3 separate regions of the Homo sapiens genome follow, and all the other regions are linked to region 3. The links are chromatin contacts, found by Hi-C or POLR2A ChIA-PET in ENCODE. All regions are on one chromosome and are shown on one strand. Each heading gives the region's core, a stretch centred on a gene start or an enhancer-like site at or near the end of the contact. The rest is flanking DNA. Distances are from core to core; before and after follow the strand shown. Region 1 holds the start of TESC (tescalcin). Region 2 holds the start of RNFT2 (ring finger protein, transmembrane 2). Region 3 holds the start of TPCN1 (two pore segment channel 1).

Evidence for each region. A loop is a pair of places that touch in the nucleus more often than their neighbours do. ChIA-PET counts read pairs that join two places held with the same protein, here RNA polymerase II (POLR2A). Pooled maps may share reads with other maps.
Region 1: a loop to region 3 is called in a map of psoas muscle, with 19 times the contacts of the local background. The contact joins the promoter of TESC here to the promoter of TPCN1 in region 3. A Hi-C loop is called at or near these places in 1 of 168 maps with a recorded cell type or tissue (psoas muscle) and 3 of 50 pooled maps.
Region 2: a map of CD4-positive, alpha-beta T cell shows a loop between it and region 3 (13-fold over the local background). The contact joins the promoter of RNFT2 here to the promoter of TPCN1 in region 3. A Hi-C loop is called at or near these places in 2 of 168 maps with a recorded cell type or tissue (CD4-positive, alpha-beta T cell and naive thymus-derived CD4-positive, alpha-beta T cell) and 8 of 50 pooled maps. POLR2A ChIA-PET finds 5 or more read pairs at or near these places in 1 of 52 experiments (PC-9).

The regions. Positions count from the first base shown.
Region 1 is chr12:117,097,966-117,100,665 of GRCh38, reverse strand. It overlaps TESC (tescalcin), which reads left to right and starts at 1,250. Exons shown (of 8, transcript NM_017899.4): 1 at 1,250-1,441. The coding sequence starts at 1,384. TESC-AS1 (TESC antisense RNA 1) reads right to left here and starts at 1,199. Exons shown (of 3, transcript NR_120464.1): 1 at 1,022-1,199; 2 at 26-213. RefSeq lists silencers at 34-251, 1,118-1,256, 995-1,514, 1,575-1,684, 1,755-1,854.
Region 2 is chr12:116,736,868-116,739,567 of GRCh38, reverse strand. It overlaps RNFT2 (ring finger protein, transmembrane 2), which reads right to left and starts at 1,253. Exons shown (of 11, transcript NM_001382266.1): 1 at 1,198-1,253. It overlaps SPRING1 (SREBF pathway regulator in golgi 1), which reads left to right and starts at 1,499. Exons shown (of 5, transcript NM_024738.4): 1 at 1,499-1,778. The coding sequence starts at 1,668. RefSeq lists enhancers at 971-1,230, 1,999-2,700 and silencers at 1,421-1,680, 1,761-1,810.
Region 3 is chr12:113,220,191-113,222,890 of GRCh38, reverse strand. It overlaps TPCN1 (two pore segment channel 1), which reads right to left and starts at 1,427. Exons shown (of 28, transcript NM_017901.6): 1 at 1,265-1,427. DRC10 (dynein regulatory complex subunit 10) reads left to right here and starts at 1,797. Exons shown (of 5, transcript NM_001330452.2): 1 at 1,797-1,894. RefSeq lists an enhancer at 2,049-2,198.

The sequences.
Region 1 (2,700 bases), core at 1-2,500, 3.9 Mb before region 3:
ATCGAGACTAACGTTCAGAACAGACCTGATACCTGACGGTCATTGATGGTGGTGTCACTAAGCACTGCAGAGCCTTCAGGAGAGCCTTGACCTTGATGTTCTGCCCTGGCTGTGTGCCTCTCCAGGGGACAAGATTCCATAGCGCCCACCAGCCTCTGTGGCCATGTGCTGTGTCCACGCCAGGCCCTCTGGTGGACATCTCATTAACTTATCCTTATTTTAAGGAGGAGGAATCACATTACACAGGCAACAGCATCGGCCCCAGTCACCCCAACTGGATGGAGAGCCAACCCCTCAAGCCATCTTAACCCAGAACTTCCCTAATGGGCATGGGGACCACCGGCATTGCCTTCTCTCCAGCAGTTTGTCCCAAATGCAGCCTCCTGGGCCCACTTCTGCAGTTGTTTTTTTGTTTGTTTGTTTTTTGAGACAGAGTCTTGCTCTGTCGCCCAGGCTGGAGTGCAGTGGCAAGATCTCAGCTCACTGCAACCTCTGCCTCCCAGGTGCAAGTGATTCTCCTGCCTCAGCCTCCGGAGTAGCTGGGATTACAGGCATGTGCCACCGCGCCTGGCTAATTTTTGTGTTTTTAGTAGAGACGGGGTTTCACCATGTTGGCCAGGCTGGTCTCGAACTCATGAGCTCAAGTGATCCGCCCGCCTTGGCCTCCCAAAGTGCTGGGATTACAGGCGTGAGCCATGCGCCCAGCCCGCTCCTGCAGTTTGAGGTGCCTCTCAGCCACCGGGCTGTGCAGGGCCCACACGGGCCGCCACGTGGGTGTGTTCACCTCAGAAGGTGCTGGGGCTTTCCTGGAAAAAACCAAAGCGCATGGTGCATTTTCAAATAGGATTATTATTACTGTTGTTCTCCATAGAGCTATTTCATGCTCGCTGACTTCCTTGACTATCTCAGTGGAGTTTCCCTCCTAAGATCTGGAGGATGTAAGGTGGGATGGGTTGGGAGTGGGCATAGCACCTCCCAGGGGTCCCACCCCTCCTACCCACGCCCCCAAATTTGCTCACACCTGCTTCCTTCCAGATCCAGCAGGTGTGCGGAAGGGACGAGGTACGTGAGCACTGCTGCACGAACGGGGACTCCAGAGCGGTGGGCTCCGGGGTCCCCTTCCCGGCGGTTTCCGGGCCGGGGCGGGGCGGGGCGCTCCCCTAGCCGCGCAGTGCGCGAAACCGGCGTGCGCTAGGACCGCGGCGCGCCGCCCTCCGCCGTTATATGAGGCCCCGCTCCGGCCCCACGCGGAACCCGCGGCTCCGAGCCTTCGCCGGCGTCCCGACCCGAGGCCGGACCCGAGGCCAGTCCCGCCGCTGCGCAGCCGAAGCCAGTGCGGGGCCTGAGAGGGACGCGCGCCCCGGGGCCCCCGCCGCGGGCACCATGGGCGCTGCCCACTCCGCGTCTGAGGAGGTGCGGGAGCTCGAGGGCAAGACCGGCTGTGAGTACCCGCGGGGGGCGGCGCGGGGACCGGGGCGGGACCTCCGAACGGCCACTGTTGGGGACCCCGGCCCGCCGCCGCGCTGTGTGACCTTGGGCCAGTGGCGGGCCCTCTCTGCGCCTCAGTCTCCTCCTCTTTCAAATGGGTCCCCGCTGGCCACCTCGCGGGCTGCGGCGAGGAGCTCCGCGGCGATGCTCAGTGCCGCAGCCGCTCAGCTTCGGACTGGCCCGGGAACTCCCTGGCCGGGGGACTGCGGACCGGGGAGGGAGCGGGGCCCAGGCTTCCCAAGCGCAGGGCAGGTGCCTCAGGCCGGGCGGGCAAGTCCCTCAGGCACCCCCGCTGGCGCGCGCGCCCCACACCTGAGAGTCGTTTGCATTCGTGAGCGCGAGAGCGGAAAGTTTTGAAGTCGGCGGACCTGGGTGGGAACAGGTCTCCGACGCTCCCCGGCCGGGTGACCTTAGTCGGGAGAGCCGGCGCCCGGCGCCTGCTTTCGTCCTCGCATCTGTAAAATGGGTTCAGGCAGCCTCATCCCCGCGGGTGGCTGGGAGACTTAGCGAGGCAGCGGCCGCAGAGCACTTTGCCCGGAGCCCAGCGTCCTCCCCTGAGTTCGCTGAGTCTCCCGGGACCAGCAAAGGCTGCGCGCCCCGCATCGGCCCGGAGGCGGGGAGCCCTGGGAGGCCTGGCCGAGCTGCCCGCAGGGAAATGGCGGAGAAAGCGCTTCTCTGCCCGAGTTCAGCCGGGCTGGGGACTTGGCCCTGGGTCCTGAACTCGGCATGGCCAGTTCTGCCTCTGGCTGTGGACCAGGGTGTGGACTGGAGACCGCGGGGGCCAGGTGTGTGGGCAAACCGGCTTTGGCGAGCGACAGACCGGCTGTGAACCCTGCCAGCTGCACTTCCTGGCTGTGTGACCTTGGGCTAGTCACTTTACCTCTCTGATTCTCAGCTTTCCTTCTCTGTTGTAAGAGTTCTCCTAGTACCTGGTAGACGCTCAGGAAATGGGAGCTGCAGATATTTTGGGAAAGAGCTAGCTCCTGGCACCTGCTTCAAGTGCAGAGAACCAGCGTCCAGTATTGATCACCAAGAGAGGGTGGCCCAGCTGTTTGTGTGTCAGCTGAAAAGCAACCCCTCTTGACCCCCAATCTAAATACCCCTTTCCAGGAGAACTGGATGAAAATTGCAGAAAACCATTAATAACTGGTGTGTGTATGCACGCACTTATACGTCTATATCTGTATCTCTGTGTGTGTAGAGATATAGAAA
Region 2 (2,700 bases), core at 4-2,503, 3.5 Mb before region 3:
TCCCAGAGGCCTTCTCTTCTCATTCTCCTGACTCCCCGTAATATTGCCCTGTTTTATATTATTCATAGCACTTATTTGTTCATGTTTGCTTATTTATTTATGATTTGTCCTCCCCATTAGAATATAAATGCCATTCCTGAAAGTAGGGATCCTGTCTACTTGGATCACCCCTCTGCCTCAGCATCCAGGACACTGTTTGGCACAGAGTGGCGCTCAACAAGTATTTACTCAATGAATAAAACATCTATGGGTCTCCCAGTTCCCCTTTTCTAGATCCCTTGCTCCCTGTCCCACCTTTCACCCTAGCAAGGTAATAAGGGCCATCTACTTCCCATGAAAAGGTTTAGCCTCCGTGAATATCTTCTTGTCTCTGGAGGCAGAGCCAATATTGTGGATATAGGGTGTCTATATCAGTCAGATGGTGTCTGACTTCAGTTTAGGGCACGATTATTGGCTGTTGAATGACTTCCTAATCCTGACCAGGCTTCTTGAGGGGGCAGCAATGGTGTCACTAGGGCCACTGATTAAAAATGACCCGCCAGTGAAGCCTCCTTTCTCTTTTGAAAAATTAGGTAACAAACCGGTCAGCAGCAGCATCTTCATATATCAAGAAAAGGTCATTATATAAATATTTTTCAAGAATTTGCAATCTCAACTTAATCCTCCTCTCGCCCCTCCCTCCATTATCCCACATTGCAAATCCTTGGGGGAAAATAAAATTCATATTCCAAAGTTCTCATCCACACATTTAACTCCTAAATCGAATGCTCGAAACTCTACTTTCGGATGCTTGTATTGGAAGAGGCTTCGGATTCTTTGTCGGAAGCAGGCCGTACATAATTCTGGAATAAATTTTTGCACGCGGGATGCATCTGAATGAATGAAACGCTTTTTAATCCTCTGCTCTGTACATCCCACTATGTCCCTTTGAAGGACCGCACCGAGACTTTTCGATGCTTGCGATGGTTCAAGTTGCGCCCCTGGGGCCCGTTACAGGACTGCACCGAAATGCACTCAGAGGAGCATCGCCTGCATCACTTGGACTGGAAGCCGGCAGGTGCACTTCGGGAACAACGTCGCGAGCGCTTTTCATCCCTGCAACCAACACACAGCGCAAAACGCTCTGGGACTGCAAGGGCAGGAGACTACACAGACCATGATGGGAGAAAAGAAAAAAAAATCGCGTTCTCTTTTTACCTGCCCAGACAATTCAGCAATCACAGCCGCATCATTCAGGTCCAGCCAAGCCAATCACCCGCGCAGCCTGGGCAGCATGTGACTTCCGATGCTTCCGGCCTCCTATTGGGTGGTTTCTTGGCGTCGCCGGGTCCGGCGCTAGGACCCGGGCACAGCTACGCCCGCAGCACTCACGCGATTGTCCGCCCCCTTTCCCGGCACTTAACCAATAGGAGGCCGCCGTTCCTTAGGGACCAATGGTGAGAAGATCTTGCGCGACTAGCCCTTGTCGCTGCGGAGCGGAGGCGGGGCGTAGGGCGGGGTCACGTGGGGCTGCGCCCAAGGCTGCCGGGAGCAGACTGGGCTGCGGGCGGCGGGGCCGGCGCCTGCCTGGAGGGATGGGGCTGCCGGGCGCGTAGGGGCCATGCCGCCCGGGACCCGGGCCTGCCGCGTTCCGCGCCCCGGCCGCCGCGCCCCACGTCCGCGCCGGGATGGTGAACCTGGCGGCCATGGTGTGGCGCCGGCTTCTGCGGAAGAGGTGGGTGCTCGCCCTGGTCTTCGGGCTGTCGCTCGTCTACTTCCTCAGCAGCACCTTCAAGCAGGTCAGTGGCCGCCCTTCCCCTCCTCCCCTTCCCTTCTTCCTTCCTTCCTCCCCCTTACTTTACTTTCTCCTTCCTTCCTTCGTTACCTTCCTCCTTTTTTCCTTCCTCCCTGTCTTCCTACCCCTTCCCTTCCTTTCTTTCTCCCCTTCCCTTCCTTCCTCCTTCCTTCCCTTCTTCCTACCTCCCCTCCTTCCTTATCTTCCTCCTTCCTTCCCCTCTCCCTGCCTCCCTTCCTTCCTTACCTTCCTCACCTTCCTCCTCCTTCCTTCCTCCCCCTTTCCTTCCTCCCCCTTCCCTTTCTTCTTTCCTCCCCTTTTTCCTCTCCCTTCCCTTCCGTCTTTCTTCCTTCCCTTCCTCCTTCCGTCCTCCTCCTTTCTGTCCCCCTCTCCCTTCCTTCTTCCTTTACTCCCTTTCTTCCCTGACATCCTCTTTCCTCACTTCGTTCTTCCTCCTTCCTTCCCTTCCTCCTCTTTTTCCTTACTCCTCGCGTTTGTCCGACCTCCCGACTTCTGCAGCGGCGCCGCCGGGGCGTCCGAGGGTGGGGAGAGGTGCGCATTCCTGTCCCGGTCTCAGCACGGGTGAGGGACCTGCCCACCGCCTTGGTCCCTGCAGCGGGAAGGGGTTGCTAGGCCAGGGCAGAGCTGGGACTAGAACCCCGAGTTGAGGACCCTTCAGCGGTGGGGACTGCTTTTATGAACACCTCCCTGCTTTTCACCTGCCCGGTCCAGAGCTAAGAGAGGGCGTGCATTTGCTGGCTTCATCTTCGCAGCAGGCCTGGGAGAAGTGGGGTTCCCAGTATTACAGTGGGGGAAACCAAGACATAGGTGGCGAGGGTCGGCCAGCCCTCGCATGGGTGCCCTTCGTTTAATTTGGGGGCTCTGTGTCCTCCTGGGTGACTCAAAAGGACCCACAGTTCCTTTTA
Region 3 (2,700 bases), core at 178-2,677:
TTATTAACTCACAGAGAAGAGGTTTCTTAATGTTACCATTATCATAATGGCTAGTGGTTTCTATGTTTTAACTCACGGCTGTCCAACCTTTTGGCTTCCCTGGGCCACGCTGGAAGAACTATCTTGGGCCACACATAAAATACACTACCATTAATGATGAGCTAAAAAAAAAGAGGCAGGGGGGTTGTTCATGCATAATTTTCATGATATCTGCCACCATAGATTAAAGTCCTCGCATTCAAATGCTTCAACACGGTTGTTTAACTGTTTAATATATGACTGCTTGCCTGCCTGTACTGCCTTTGCCCACTGGCTTTCAACTGGGGTGATTTTTGCCCCCATGGGGACATCGGCAATGTCTGGAGACATCTTGACTGTCACAACTTGGGAGTGGGGGGATTGCTGGTGGGTGGAGTCCAGGTATGCCACTGAACTTGCTTCAATGCACAGGTGAGACCTCCCGAAACAGAATTATGTGGCTCAAAATGTCAACTGAGCTGCTGTTGAAAAATCCTATCTTAGCTAATATCCCCACTTTAGGAATGAGGAAATTGAAGCTTGGAGTGGTTAACTTGCCTTTTATAAGTTTCAACCCAGGCAGTCTGAATCAGGGACCCTGCCTGCTTAACCATTACCCTATATACACCTACGACTAGAACCAGTCCCCTGATTTGAATTCAAACACGTCATTTTTCCAGACAGACAAAAATGAGGCCCAGAGAGGGGAAGAGACTTGCCCAAGGTCACACAGTGGAGGAGTAGGGCTAGAACCCGGGACTCCTGCGTCCTGGTCCAGTGTTCCCTCCGCGGGCTTTGCTTCTGCCTCTACAGAGGACCCAACTGGCCAGCGCTGGGGAAAGGGCCTAGGGGAAGAGGTTCAGCTACCATCCCGCTGTCCGCTGGGGCAGCCTGACCCAGGCACAAGACTCCTGTGGGGTCACCTAAGGGCGCCAGGGAGAAGAGCGAGGGAGGGAGGAAGAAGGAGGCAGGACAGCTGGCTCCAGCTCCACGTGCTCCCAGCCCCTGGCTGGGAGCCCACGTGAGGGTCGCCCTAAGAAGTCGGGGGCGAGGAGAGAGGGTGCAAAGCCCCGGCCCGGGCTGGACGGAGAGAAGCGCGGTGGAGACTTCCCTGCGCCCCCTCTGGGCCCGTACGGCCCACCTCCCACACCAGAGTGCTGCGCCGCAACCCCTTACTCCGCGTCCTCTGACCCCTGATCCCTGCCCTCTCCCTCGGGCCAAGCCGTCGCATCCCTCGGATTCTTACACGCGCCGCCCCAGCAACCCGGACCGCGCGCCGGGGTCCGCACCGCGCAGCCTAGCCCGCCGGCGCCGCCGCCAAAACCCCGAGCCCGAAGCTGTTGCAGCCGCCGCAGCCGCCGAAGCCGCCGCCACTTCAGCCACTGCCACCAGGGCAGCTGCGCCAGCTCTCCTATCCACCGCCTACCGTCCTCTCAACCCCGCTGGCCCCGCCCCATTTCCCCTTCACAGCGTCCTACTGGCTAACTGGGCTACCGTGATGAACTCTGATTGGCCAACTATCACGTCCTTCCGCAGGTCTCGCCCGCCGCCGATGCGGTACTCCCTGCCCGCCTCCTTAAGAAGGGGCGGGACGAAGAATCCACGCCCCTTACTCCTCCCTTGTTCCCCGCCTTACTCGTTGAGTCCAACCCAGAGGGAGTCCCAAGTCTTTCCATTGGTGAAAGGTCAAAATGGCGGTGCTTCTGATTGGTCAGACTTCAGGAGGTGGGGACAACTGAGCGGAACAATAAATTGAATGGTGAAAAGAAAGGTCAGTCAGACACCGAGTCTCGCCTTCTGAGATTGGCGGGTAACCTAGCAACGCAGGGACCGCGGCGGTAACTGTGGCTAGGGAAACCTGGAGCGGTCAGAGCAGGTGAGTAGCCAGTTGGGAAAGGGTCGCGGATCGGGGGAGATGTGGAATAGGGTTCAGCCCTCTGTCCTTTGGCTCCCTGAGGAATTAGAAGCCCCCGCTGCGATCTCGTCTCAGCTTCAGGACCCTGTCCCTCAGCTCCTGCCTTAGTCTGGACCTTTCGCTCCACAACCTGCAGGGAGCCGGCCTCCATTCTGCCCTTCTACCTGCCCACTTCATGGCTCCACTCCCTCATCCCTAAAACGAGGAGGACAACAGTCAAGCAGAGTCATATCGTAGTTAACTTATTTCAAGTCAAACATGGGAGCTGTGGGTGGGAGGGGAGTTTATAAGTCCCCTCCCATTTCACCCAACGGCCATACGTTCCTCGGTGAGCAGGCAATCTCACTTCAGTGTTTAAATTAGGTAGTTTTGTTTGTTTGTTTTGTTGTTGTTGTTGTTGTTTTTGCCGAGCATGGTGGCTCACGCCTGTAATCCCAGCACTTTGGGAGGCCGAGGCGGGCAGATCACTTGAGGTCAGGAGTTCTAGGCCAGCCTAGCCAGTATGGTGAAACCCCATCTCTACTGAAAATACAAAAATTAGCTGAGCATGGAGGCGCACCTGTAATCCCAACTACTCGGGAGGCTAAGGCACGAGAATCACTTGAACCCGGGAGACTTAGGTTGCAGTAAGCCAAGATAGCGCCATTGCACTCCAGCCCGGGCAACAGAGCAAGACTCTGTCTCAAATAAATAAATAAATTAGGTAATTTTTATTACACCACTTTTGCCTTTATCCTAACTTTGGAATTTAACTCCCATCTCCATCC